2 separate regions of the Homo sapiens genome follow, and region 2 is linked to region 1. The links are chromatin loops, found by intact Hi-C in ENCODE. Cell type or tissue: GM12878. All regions are shown on one strand. Links, peaks and the distances in the headings refer to the core of each region. The heading gives the core; the rest is flanking DNA.

Evidence for each region. Peaks named below come from ENCODE experiments on the same cell type or tissue, not always from the same donor. Only the 100,000 strongest peaks of a DNase experiment are listed, where the experiment ranks them.
Region 2: a loop joins it to region 1, with 5 times the contacts of the local background. A loop is called at or near these places in 4 of 110 quality-filtered maps.

Annotation. Positions count from the first base shown.
Region 1 is chrX:15,201,604-15,206,996 of GRCh38, reverse strand. No RefSeq gene overlaps it. Among named protein-coding and RNA genes, the nearest start is that of ASB9, 66 kb to the left of the region's middle. In GM12878, for the core only: no CTCF peak of the experiment used is centred there; DNase peaks (open chromatin) are centred at 2,616 and 4,066; H3K27ac peaks cover 913 bases.
Region 2 is chrX:15,149,108-15,154,500 of GRCh38, reverse strand. No RefSeq gene overlaps it. Among named protein-coding and RNA genes, the nearest start is that of ASB9, 120 kb to the left of the region's middle. In GM12878, for the core only: no CTCF peak of the experiment used is centred there; a DNase peak (open chromatin) is centred at 2,840; H3K4me3 peaks cover 590 bases; H3K27ac peaks cover 729 bases.

The DNA of each region.
Region 1 (5,393 bases), core at 239-5,238:
GATAATACTATGATTAATGATGTTTCTGCAACTGTGTGCATGTGTCTTCTAGTAATATGATAGTGTGTGGTTTTGATGGCATCTGGAAAAAAGTGGTGGAAGAGAGAATTCACTATTCATTTCCACTCTTCAATGAATGCAAATGAAAGCAATGTTGTATAAAAAGAGTATAAAATACTCACTGAAGAAAAAATGTGAAGGTAAATGAACCAGGAATTCAGGCCACACTATCTCTGACGAATGGGTCTCTAAGTTCCTGTGAGAACTGATTTTGCTTACTCTGTGCAGGTTTGAGTCTGATAAGGAGCTAATACAGGGGGAAAACATTTTATCCTACAGAACCTAACTTTATCTTGTTGGAAGTCTAGGCACTAATGGGAGAATAAATTCAGGCACTCTGAATACATTACTGACTATTCAATTCAGAATTTATAGAAGAGAAACATGGTGCTTTATCAGTGACTGCTTCCTGCACCTGTCTAGTAGCTGGCACATTGCCTAGTCTGGCTAAATCCTACATTCACTTGGTGATATCATTTAAGGCTCCTTTCTGCTATTGAGCTGTGCTTGTAATTCAGTGTGTCTTAAACCAGGTCTATGTCAGAGCACTTAACTCTTTGAATAGGAATGAGTACTAAAGGGAACAAGTTGAAGCCCGCTGACCAAACACCCCCAAGAACTCATCTTCACTCAAACAAATTAGGTTTATTGAGCTTGGTGCCTTAAGGGATACCACCCCCAAGAAGAACTCCAGATCTGGAAGGCCCTCCTTAGAGGGTTTAGACTTGTGCTAAATCTTCCAAGAAGAATTTAAGGAATCAAGACCTCTTCTAGATTCTCTGTTAACAAGAAGATAGAACAAGACAATTTGGTGACTGAATATCTTAGTAATGTTAATCTAGAAGGCAGGAAGATTAAAGCAAGGCTTGAATGGTCATTGGTAAAGAAGTGGCAGTCACTTATGGTGATGAGAAGAGAGGGGTTTTAAATCATTTTTGTGGTTATGGAATTAGCCTTCTCCAAGACATGGTCATAAGGTGGCCTTATGGAAACATAGTTCATTTTTTGTAAGCTTTACTTATGGTCAGTTGAGAATATCAGAGTTGACTTCAATAGGACTGTTTTTAACTTTTTCAGGCACACAGCTACTTTCTTGTTCAGAAGGGCTTTTGGACCTGTCTCCAGCCTCTTGTATTTAATTACTCTATTAGATTGACTTTCATTGGAATTTCAGAGAAAGACTAAGCTGTTGAGGTTTTTGGAGGAACGAACCTCACCAGATATTTCTAAGCTGTTGTGTGGGTGTGATGGGCTTCGGGTAAAATACATGCTTACAAAGCCAGGCGTGGTGGCTCATGCCTGTAATCCCAGCACTTTGGGAGGCCAAGGCGGGCGGATGATGAGGTCAAGAGATCGAGACCATCCTGGCCAACATGGTGAAACCCCATCTCTACTAAAAATGCAAAAAAAAAAAAAAAAATTAGCTGGGTGTGGTGGTGCGCGCCTGTCCCAGCTACTTGGGAGGCTGAGGCAGGAGAATTGTTTGAACCCAGGAGGTGAGGTGGAGGTTGCAGTGAGCCAAGGTCGTGCCAGTGCACTTCAGCCTGGGGACAGAGCGAGACTCTGTCTAAAAAGAAAAGACATGCTTACAGGGGGAAGCTGAAAGTGATAACCATCCAACTCTATACATGAGTTGACTATGTCCAGATGAGCACTTTTAGATGCCTATCACCTGTACACACATGGAGGAGAAATGTGGTCCCAATTCCTCCTCCTTCCCTATATCCATATTCTCGCACTGGCCTTATCATAGTATATATTCTCACCTTTTGGTTTTGGCCTTGGCCATGTATCAGTAAAATTTTAGCAGATGTGATGCAAAGCAGAAAAGACTCTTTTGAGGAAATGAATTAAAATCAAGATCTGAAAGATGAGAAGAAGTTAGCTAAGCAAAGGAAGATGTCATGTGTGAGGAGGATGAGCTTTCTAGGAAGAGGCAAGAGGACTTAATGCGATCTGGGAAAGGAGAGAACAGAATTCAATGGAGAGGGAGTGCATTAAGATTGGTGAGAAAGGCAGGGATTAGAAGACAGTCTTATAGACTGTACAGCAGATTTGAAAATGTATCCTAATAGTAATGGAAAGCTATGGAAGAGAGTTTAGCTTGGGAGTGGCATGATCTAATTTACTTTTTTGAAAGATCTCTTTGTTTGCAGAGTTGTTATTATAATTAGGGATAGAATTTGGGAGAAATGAGTCCTAGCATTTTTCCATCTTTGTCAGGGTGCCATACAATACAAATTGACCCTCTCATTTGTTCCATTAAAATCAATGACTTTGTTTAGGCAAAGTGGCTCCTGGATATCATCCCAGAGAGGGGTTGAAGGGTTCTTCATAATGAAAATAAGAGAGTAGCCAAGAGGATTGATTTTGGAGTGAGCCAACAGTCCTTGGTGACACCAGGCCAAGCAAAGGAGGGCCATTAGACTGGGTTTAGAAAGCTATCGCTGTCAGTAACTGAGAGGATGCCATTTTCTTCCAAGTGTAACTCATTGTGAAAATGAGGTGGATAAGAATAAAGGGTATCTTTCTGTATGAGAACTGAAAAGACATAACCCTTTCCAGCGTAGCCTCTTTCTGATTATTCAGATTTAGATTTCATCTGGAGGCGTAGTTTTTGCTATGTCATATGTCAGAATATTAGATTCTCTCATTTAGAAACTCAAGAGGGCTGATATGACATATCCTTTCACAGGAAAACAAAATCAAGCCGAAAGTGAGATCAGATGACACTAACTCTTAGAAACTTGAAATTCTGAGAACAGGAAATGAAATTACAAGAAGAAAATTGGCTTGTTTATTTAGGTTGGCTTGTTTGTTTTTTAAAATAAAGAATTTTAGAAACAGTCAAAAATGGGCTGTGGATTGCTGATTTTGCTGGTTACTTTAGGTTTGGGGCCTGATTTGCCTTTATAACCTGATAGTATCCATGCCTTTATTTCCAGAATGAATAACTTATGATGGGAACTTTAGTTGCACTGAAGTTGTCTGCAGGCTAAAATGTTACATAATTGTTAGGAGAGCACATTTTAGGACATTGAACTGTGCAAAAGCGTAAACTGTGTTAAAGGTTGACAGAGGTTGTAAGAGCTTCTCAAGTAGAGAACCTGTTGACATTTTGGGCTGGATAATTCTTTGTTCTGTGAGGGGTTGTCCTGTGCATTGTTAGATGTTTAGCAGCAACTTGGGCCTATACCGACTACATGCCAATAACACCCTCCACACATGAACAACAGTAACTGTCAAAAATGCCACCAGATAATGTTAATGTTCACTGGGGTGCCAAATTACCCCACGTTGTGAACTATTGGACTAAATACTATAGAAACAGTTTGTGAAATGACTGTTGGGCAGATTTTAACCAGTTATTACTTTTCTTGACTATGCCCAAGTAGAAGATAGGCTGTTTATACATAGGTACAGAGCTCCACCCCAGCACAAGGGAAGACTTCTGAATATGTTATCCTATGGTTTTCATCATTGCTGAAGCTACGAGTGAATACTTGGGTGAAATGTCAAAGGTATTTGTTGAGTTTTAGAAAATCTTTTACTGGTCCCTGATGAGGGTGAAAGAATTTAAAAGATGTAGTGTGTGTGTGTGTGTGTGTGTGTGTGTGTGTGTGTGTAGATAGAGAGACTCAAGATCTATTTTTAGAAAAGCATGAGAAAAACTCTAAATTCAATGTATTATATGCATTTTATGCACGTGACAGAATATAAAAAACTAAATATCCATTGAAAAAATCCTCATTAAAGTAGAGTTTGCTTTTTCTATTTACCTTTAGATATTAGGGCAGGGAATGAGAAATGCTGTGGCTTACCAGAATGAAAGGCTGCTGGATGAGGTCATGTGTGATTATGTTTAAGAACATGCAGAAAGGGCCAAATAAAACTGGTGACCACAAACAAGTGGTAAAGGAAATTGAGAGGGTGGATTTAGAAATTACTTTCATTCAGAGAATTACTGGGATATGAAATGAGAAACTTGGCTTCCTAGAGAAATAGCTGAAGTCACCAAGTGTCAAGTAATTTGAAATAGTGAGGGATGACTCATAGCGTGTCTTTGTAGAGTTTGCCTAGCCTGAAATACTGATGGGAAGATTATTCCAAGGAAATTAATAAGATAAATCTAAATGTTAGCAAATTACCAAAGAGAGCTAAAGATGAAAATGGAGAATACAAATAATCCATTGTTTAAACAAGAATGAAACACCTATCTGCAAATAATCTTCCTGTATCTAGAAGTGATGCATAGTGGTTAAGGGCGTGAGCTCTTGAAACAGACTGCTTATGGTAGGATCCCAGCTCCATCACTTATTAGCTGTGTAGGCTTCAGCACACTATTTAATTTCTCTGCTTCAGTGTCCTCATTTATAAAATTGGAAGAATAATAACAGTATCTACCTTACAGGGTTGTTGTGTGGATTAAATAAGTTAAAATGCAAAGCAGTTAAAGCTTTTTTTCTTTTTAGAAAATATTAGTTTTAATTAATTCTACTGAGTAAATTTTAGCTATTATTATTAATTGAAAGCTCAAGGGAATATGATTTGCTTATAGTCATAGATATAGTTAGATACAAATTTAGGACCTGGGCTTTCACTTCACATCATTTTCTCTTATGTCAAGAAGCTGTTCCCATCCATATAATGTATCTGTGCATGCGTGTTTTTCATCTCTCTCTGTGTGTATGTGTGTGTGTGTGTGTGTGTGTGTGTGTGTGTAGATTGGCAGAGATAAGAGCTAGACATAAAGGCATAATAGTACAACACAATTATGTATTCTTTTGTATCAGTTTTATAGCACTATCATATATGAGTCTCAAACCAATTTTATGGTGTAAGGTAAAAATAAATTCTCATTTTATAGACACAGGAACAGAGGTTCAGTAGAAAAGTTAAGCAATTTACCCCAGATATCAGAGCCTATGAGTAGAAAAAATGGAATTAAAAACTGGGGATTCTGACTCCCATTCTGTGCTTCTACCCATGGTTAAAGCTGAATGCAGGAGACATGACAGTAGAAGGGTAACTGGGGTTCCTGGAAGCACATTGGCCTGAAGTCCTGCAGGCAAGTGCTGTCGGGAAGGGACAGCATCTGTCTAAGTCCTTTCTCTTCTTTCTTCTGTAGAGAGCTCTTGAATCCATTCATTTAACCTCAACCCTCTACCCCACCCGCCATAATGTCTCACCTGGTTTCCCACCTTCTGACTGGTCAATCCACTTGCTGCCATAATGATGATTCTAAGGACCAAATCTGATCAGGTCACTCTTGTCCACACTTCCACCCTCATCCCTTCAGGGACTCTCCATCCCCTTTAGACCAAGCAGCCTCC
Region 2 (5,393 bases), core at 333-5,332, 53 kb after region 1:
TCCCCACCAGCCCTAGGCAACCACTAATCTACTTTTCATAATCTATCTTCTGTCTCTATAGATTTGCCTGTTCTGGACATTTCGTATAAATTGAATCATACCATACTGGCTTCCTTCTCTTAGCATAATGTTTTCGTTTCATCCATGTTGTAGCATGTATCACTACTTTATTCATTTTTACTGCTGAATTACATTCCATTGTGTGGATATACCTCATTCTATTTATGTATTCATCAGTTGATAGACATTTGTGTTGTTTCCAGTTTTTGGCTATTATAAATAATGCTGCTATGAACATTCATACATATCACTTGCTTTAGAACCCTCAATTTTCTGGTCATCTGTCGACCTCTTTGCCAGAACTAATTCTCCAGTCATACCAATGCCAAGTAAATCCTCTTCCATACCCTCAATGTTTCAGGAATGTCTACTCTTCAACAGAACCATGTAGATCTTAATTTAGGGATGTTCCCTGGTGATCAAGCTTTAATTAAACACTAGCTCTGCATGTTTTATGGCAGATGAGGATACCAGACACTAATTTTGAAAATAGTTTTTTTCCCCAATGGCAAAAATAAATTTTTACCTATCTGACAATTTGGTTTCATAGATGTAATAAGGAGATATCCTGAAGGAAAACATGAATAATCACTACTCTATAGTCAGTTCAAATCTCTTTCTGTGTCAAATATCCAGCTGTCTGGAACATCTGGATTTTTTAATCTCCTAAAAGTATGTCCAAGATGGTACTTTTCCCACCCCTCGACAAGCCCACTTTTACTCCTGTATTCCCTACAATGGCAGATGGCACCAGCATACAGGCTGTTGTTGCTCAAGTCACAAATCTGGTAAATGCCCTAGACTTTTCCAACAATCCATTCTGCGTATGATCAATCATCCAAGGCACATCAAGCTATCTGAAATAGCTCTTTAATTCATCCTCTTCTCTTCATTCTCATTGCCATTATGTTAATTCAAGTTATGACAATATGCCACTGTGCACTATGACCTCTTGAAACACACATTGTTGCATGTTTCAGTATTCCTTTGCCTATGGCATCCTTCCTGCTCTTGTGTGCCTGGTTAACATCAAGCCGAATTTTAAGAATCAACTCAAATGTCACCTTCTCTGGAATTCCTTTGCCTTCCTTCTCATTCAAGTTGGATGAGTTTCCCTTCTTTGCTCCTTGGCATCCTGTTCTTAGTTTTATTTTAGCACATAAAACATTCTAGTGTAGCTATTGATTTAACTGTTTATTTCTTCTTTCATTTGATCTGAAAATCTTCCTTCATTTTTTATCACAGTAGCTCACACATTATTAGGACCAAACAAATGTTTGTTTAATAAATGAATGAATAATTAATTTTGTGTATAAAGAAGAAAAATTAGAATGAGTGATCAGTTTTTCACTTACAAATATATATGAGGAACTTCCTTATTAGAGCTCAGCTACTTATTTGTAATATCAATCTTAAACTCAAAGTTGCTTATATAAATATGTAATTGTTTCCATCTTTGCTTTTCCCATTGGATTTGATAAATTTTAATGCTTAAATTCTGAATAATTGGAGGGACTCCTTGAAATGTATGTATGTGTGTAATAAGTCCATTAATAGTAATATCCAACTAAAGAACATTTTTAAATGAGCAAAGTAATAGAATAAATCCATTAAGTTTCCATTAAGTCCCTCTGTAAAAGTGAACACTATGCATTTGTTAAGGGTTCCTTAATGAAATACCATTAACCCAAATACTTCAGAAATTAATATGAAACTCTCCACACAGAATGTCTTATAGAAGTATAGGCCTTGTTATGTAGTCCCATGGTCAGAACTAATCAATTCCAGAAGTTTATTATACCGAAGAGATTAAATTTCATGCCTTGCTAAAGATTAATAGAAAAATATTATTAGAGTTGTACACATTATTTATTAATCTAATGAGATGATTGTCTCTTTGTAGCAAAAAGAACTTTAGAATTAAATTGTTATAGAAGATCTTGAACCTTTCATATAGAGGGAAAAATGATGAAGAAATAAATGAACAAGGAGAATATACTAAATAAATGTTTTTGGGGACATCCTTACCATGATTCTATAGGTGTAAGAAATAATAATTTACTTTATCTATCCTATGAAAGAGAACACTCTGCAAAATACTAATTTGTTACTTCTGTGTCAAGAGGACAAACTTCATCCTTTTCTGTACTTGAAAACTCTATTGATGTGTTGGAGAATTGTAAGAATTATAGTAAATTCATGGAAGCTCTGGAAAAAGGCTTTGGTGTCACCATCAGATCATACATTTTGAGGCATATCTGGGAGTTTAAAAAATTGAGTTGTACTAATGGAAAAAGCAGAGGGGAAAATCCTCAAACCCACTCAAGCCGGTGAGGAGACTGCAGAGAAGTGAGTAGAAAGGATTTCACAGGAAAGATTAAGGCTGCAGAGGGACAGACAAGATTACTTGGTGTCTGATGGAGCGGCTGGGTGACTACAGAGGGACTACCACTGTGGGTGTCTGCTGGGAGTTCCTAGTATGGTCAATAGGGCCAGAGGGGAAAAAAGAGTCCAGGGAACTTGTGGCCACAATTAACATGGTAAAGAAAAGAGAAGTTGTCTCTGGTGGAGGTGAAAATCCTTCAAGAACTCAACTCCAGAGAAACTTGCTATTTCCTCGGTGGAGAGACATCTTCAGACTCCTGTCCTCCAGCTATATATCTTTCATGAGAAGTCACTTTCCATTTCCCACTCACACACCACACAAAGGGTGAAATCAAGACACAACAGGAAGCCTGACTTCTTACTCATAGGTGAAATGTGGGAGGGAGTGTGGGGTGGGGGCGGGGAATGCCAGGGGAGCAGTGATCCTCTGTTGCTGAAGAAACTGTCACTAGGTATCAATATTCATCAATTTATATTGTTGTTTCTAGGCAGGAATGGGCAGCCAAGAATCACCAACAGCATGAAAGATGGGCTCCAAAGCAAATCAGCACAGCAATGAACCTACAGGATTAAGTATGAATGTATGTATATATGAAATGAAGAGGAACTGAAAGTCTGATTAATAATCTCAGGAAGTTAAAACAAATATTGCAGTCATAAGCAGAACATACAGCTTAAATAAAAAATTCTATCAGCAAACAAGATCTTGGTAATTAGAAATAACTGTAACCCTCCTTCTGGGTATAGGTTTAAAAGAACTGAAATCTGGACCTCAAAAAAATATCTGCACTCCCATGTTCATTGCAGCATAATTCGCAGTAGCCAAGATAGGGAAACAACCTAAATATCCATTGATGGATGAATGGGTAAAGAAAATGTGATATATATATATGTGTATATATATATATATACACATATATACACATATATATATATATATATATACATACACACACACACACACACACACACATACAGTGGGATACTATTTAGCCTTAAAATATAAGTAAATCCTGCCATATGTGACAACATGAATAATTATCCATTATCCTCAACATGAACATTATCCATGTTGAGGACATTATGCTAAGTGAAATAAGCCAGTCACAGAAGAACAAATACTGCATAACACCATTTATATGAAATCTCTAAAACAGTTAAACTCATAGAAGCAGAGAGTATATTAGTGGTTGTCAAAGGGTGGGGTAGAGGGAAATGGGAAGTTGTTGTTCAATAGGCATAAAGTTTCAGTTATGCAAGATGAATATGTTCTGGAGAACTGTTGTACAACCTTGTGCCTAGAGTTAACTATACTGTGCTATACAGTTAAAAATCTAAGAGGGTAGAGCTCAAGTTAAGTGCTCTTACCACCGGCAAAAAAAGGGAATGGGGAAACAAGGCAACTTTTGGAGGTGATGAATATGTCTAGTATCTTGACTGTGGTGATGGTTTCATAAGCACAGGCATATGTATATGTTCAAACTCATCAAGTTGTATACATCAAATATGTATAGTTTTAAAAGTTATATTTAAAAATATAACTAATCATTTAAAGTACTTATTAGAATTTCTCTTGACATTGGACATGACTAAAAAGAAAATGTGTAATTTAGAAGACAAAATTGTGGACTTTTCCTGGAAGAGAAAGTTTAAAAGAAAAAAAAGATGGACATTTTGAGAGGAAAAATAAGCGAAACAGAAAAAAAAAAAAGAGGCTACGCATAGCCATTTACTAGAAACGTAAGAAAGAATGATCAGAAATAATGGTGAAGAAAAATATAGTTAAAAAGAGAAGAACATTCCTCTGCCATGAAAACTTCAATCTTATTATTGACACTGAAAAGTGGGAAGGAAATAAGAAGTATCTCCCACTTTTTGATGTTTCTGCAGTGCCTTACTTTGGCTGTACTCAGTGGAAACCAGTTGGCAAGAGAGCACAGACTCTCCAGGGTCACAGAGCCAGGCTGAGAAGGGGAAGGATTTGAGAGTGAAAAAGATAAAGTAGCTTCCCTCAAAGTTATTACATTTTACAGAGGCAGTGTATTAGGATTCTGTAAGGAAAGCAGAAACCACTCTAGGTATTCAAGGAATTTAATGCAAGGATTGAGTATTACAAAACAATTAGAAAGGTGGGAGGAGCCAGAGAAGACGCACACTAGATCCCTGTCTTGTCACTAGGTTTCATGGATTGAGGATGTTGCCAGTGCTGACCAGGTCAGGAATTGCAGGAAGCTGCTGCAAAACCTCATCTGTGCTGTGATTCTGCCTGCCATCAACCAAGAAGGAATGATGGTTCTACTTTGCTCTTGCCTTCTAAATCTCATTGATTCTCATTATCAGAACCTGGAGTGGAATACAGTAGGCAAGAGACTCAGAAGAATGTAGTTTTCAGGTCCCCAGCCCCTGTGGAAAGAGCAGATTAAGGTGAGGGGGGAATGGTTCTGACTACCAACAGACAATCCAGAAAAAAGGTTGATGTGAGGTTAATAAACAAATAGATATATAATGACAAATATATTAAGTGACGTGAAGAAAAATAAAACAGAGAAGGGGCAAAAAGTGGTAGGACTGCTCTTTCAGAGAGAATGGCCAAGACCAGCTGCTCTGGGGAGATGACACTGAACAGAGACTTGAATGAAGTGAGGGTGAGAGCCATGGGGTTCACTGATGGAAGAGCATTTCCTGCAGAGGGGCCTGCCAATGGAAAGGCCTTGAGGCAGGGAGGTGCTTGGAAGTTTAGAGGAACAGCAAGGCAGCAGTGTGACTGGAGTGTAGCAAAAAAGGGAGACATGAAGTAGATGAAATTACAGAAGTAGCCATGGGCTGAATTAGTCAGTCTTGTGGGCCATGGTAAAAACTTGGGATTTTTTCTTTTCTTTTTCTTTTTTTTTTTGAGACGGAGTCTCGCTCTGTCGCCCAGGCTGGAGTGCAGCGGCGCGATCTCGGCT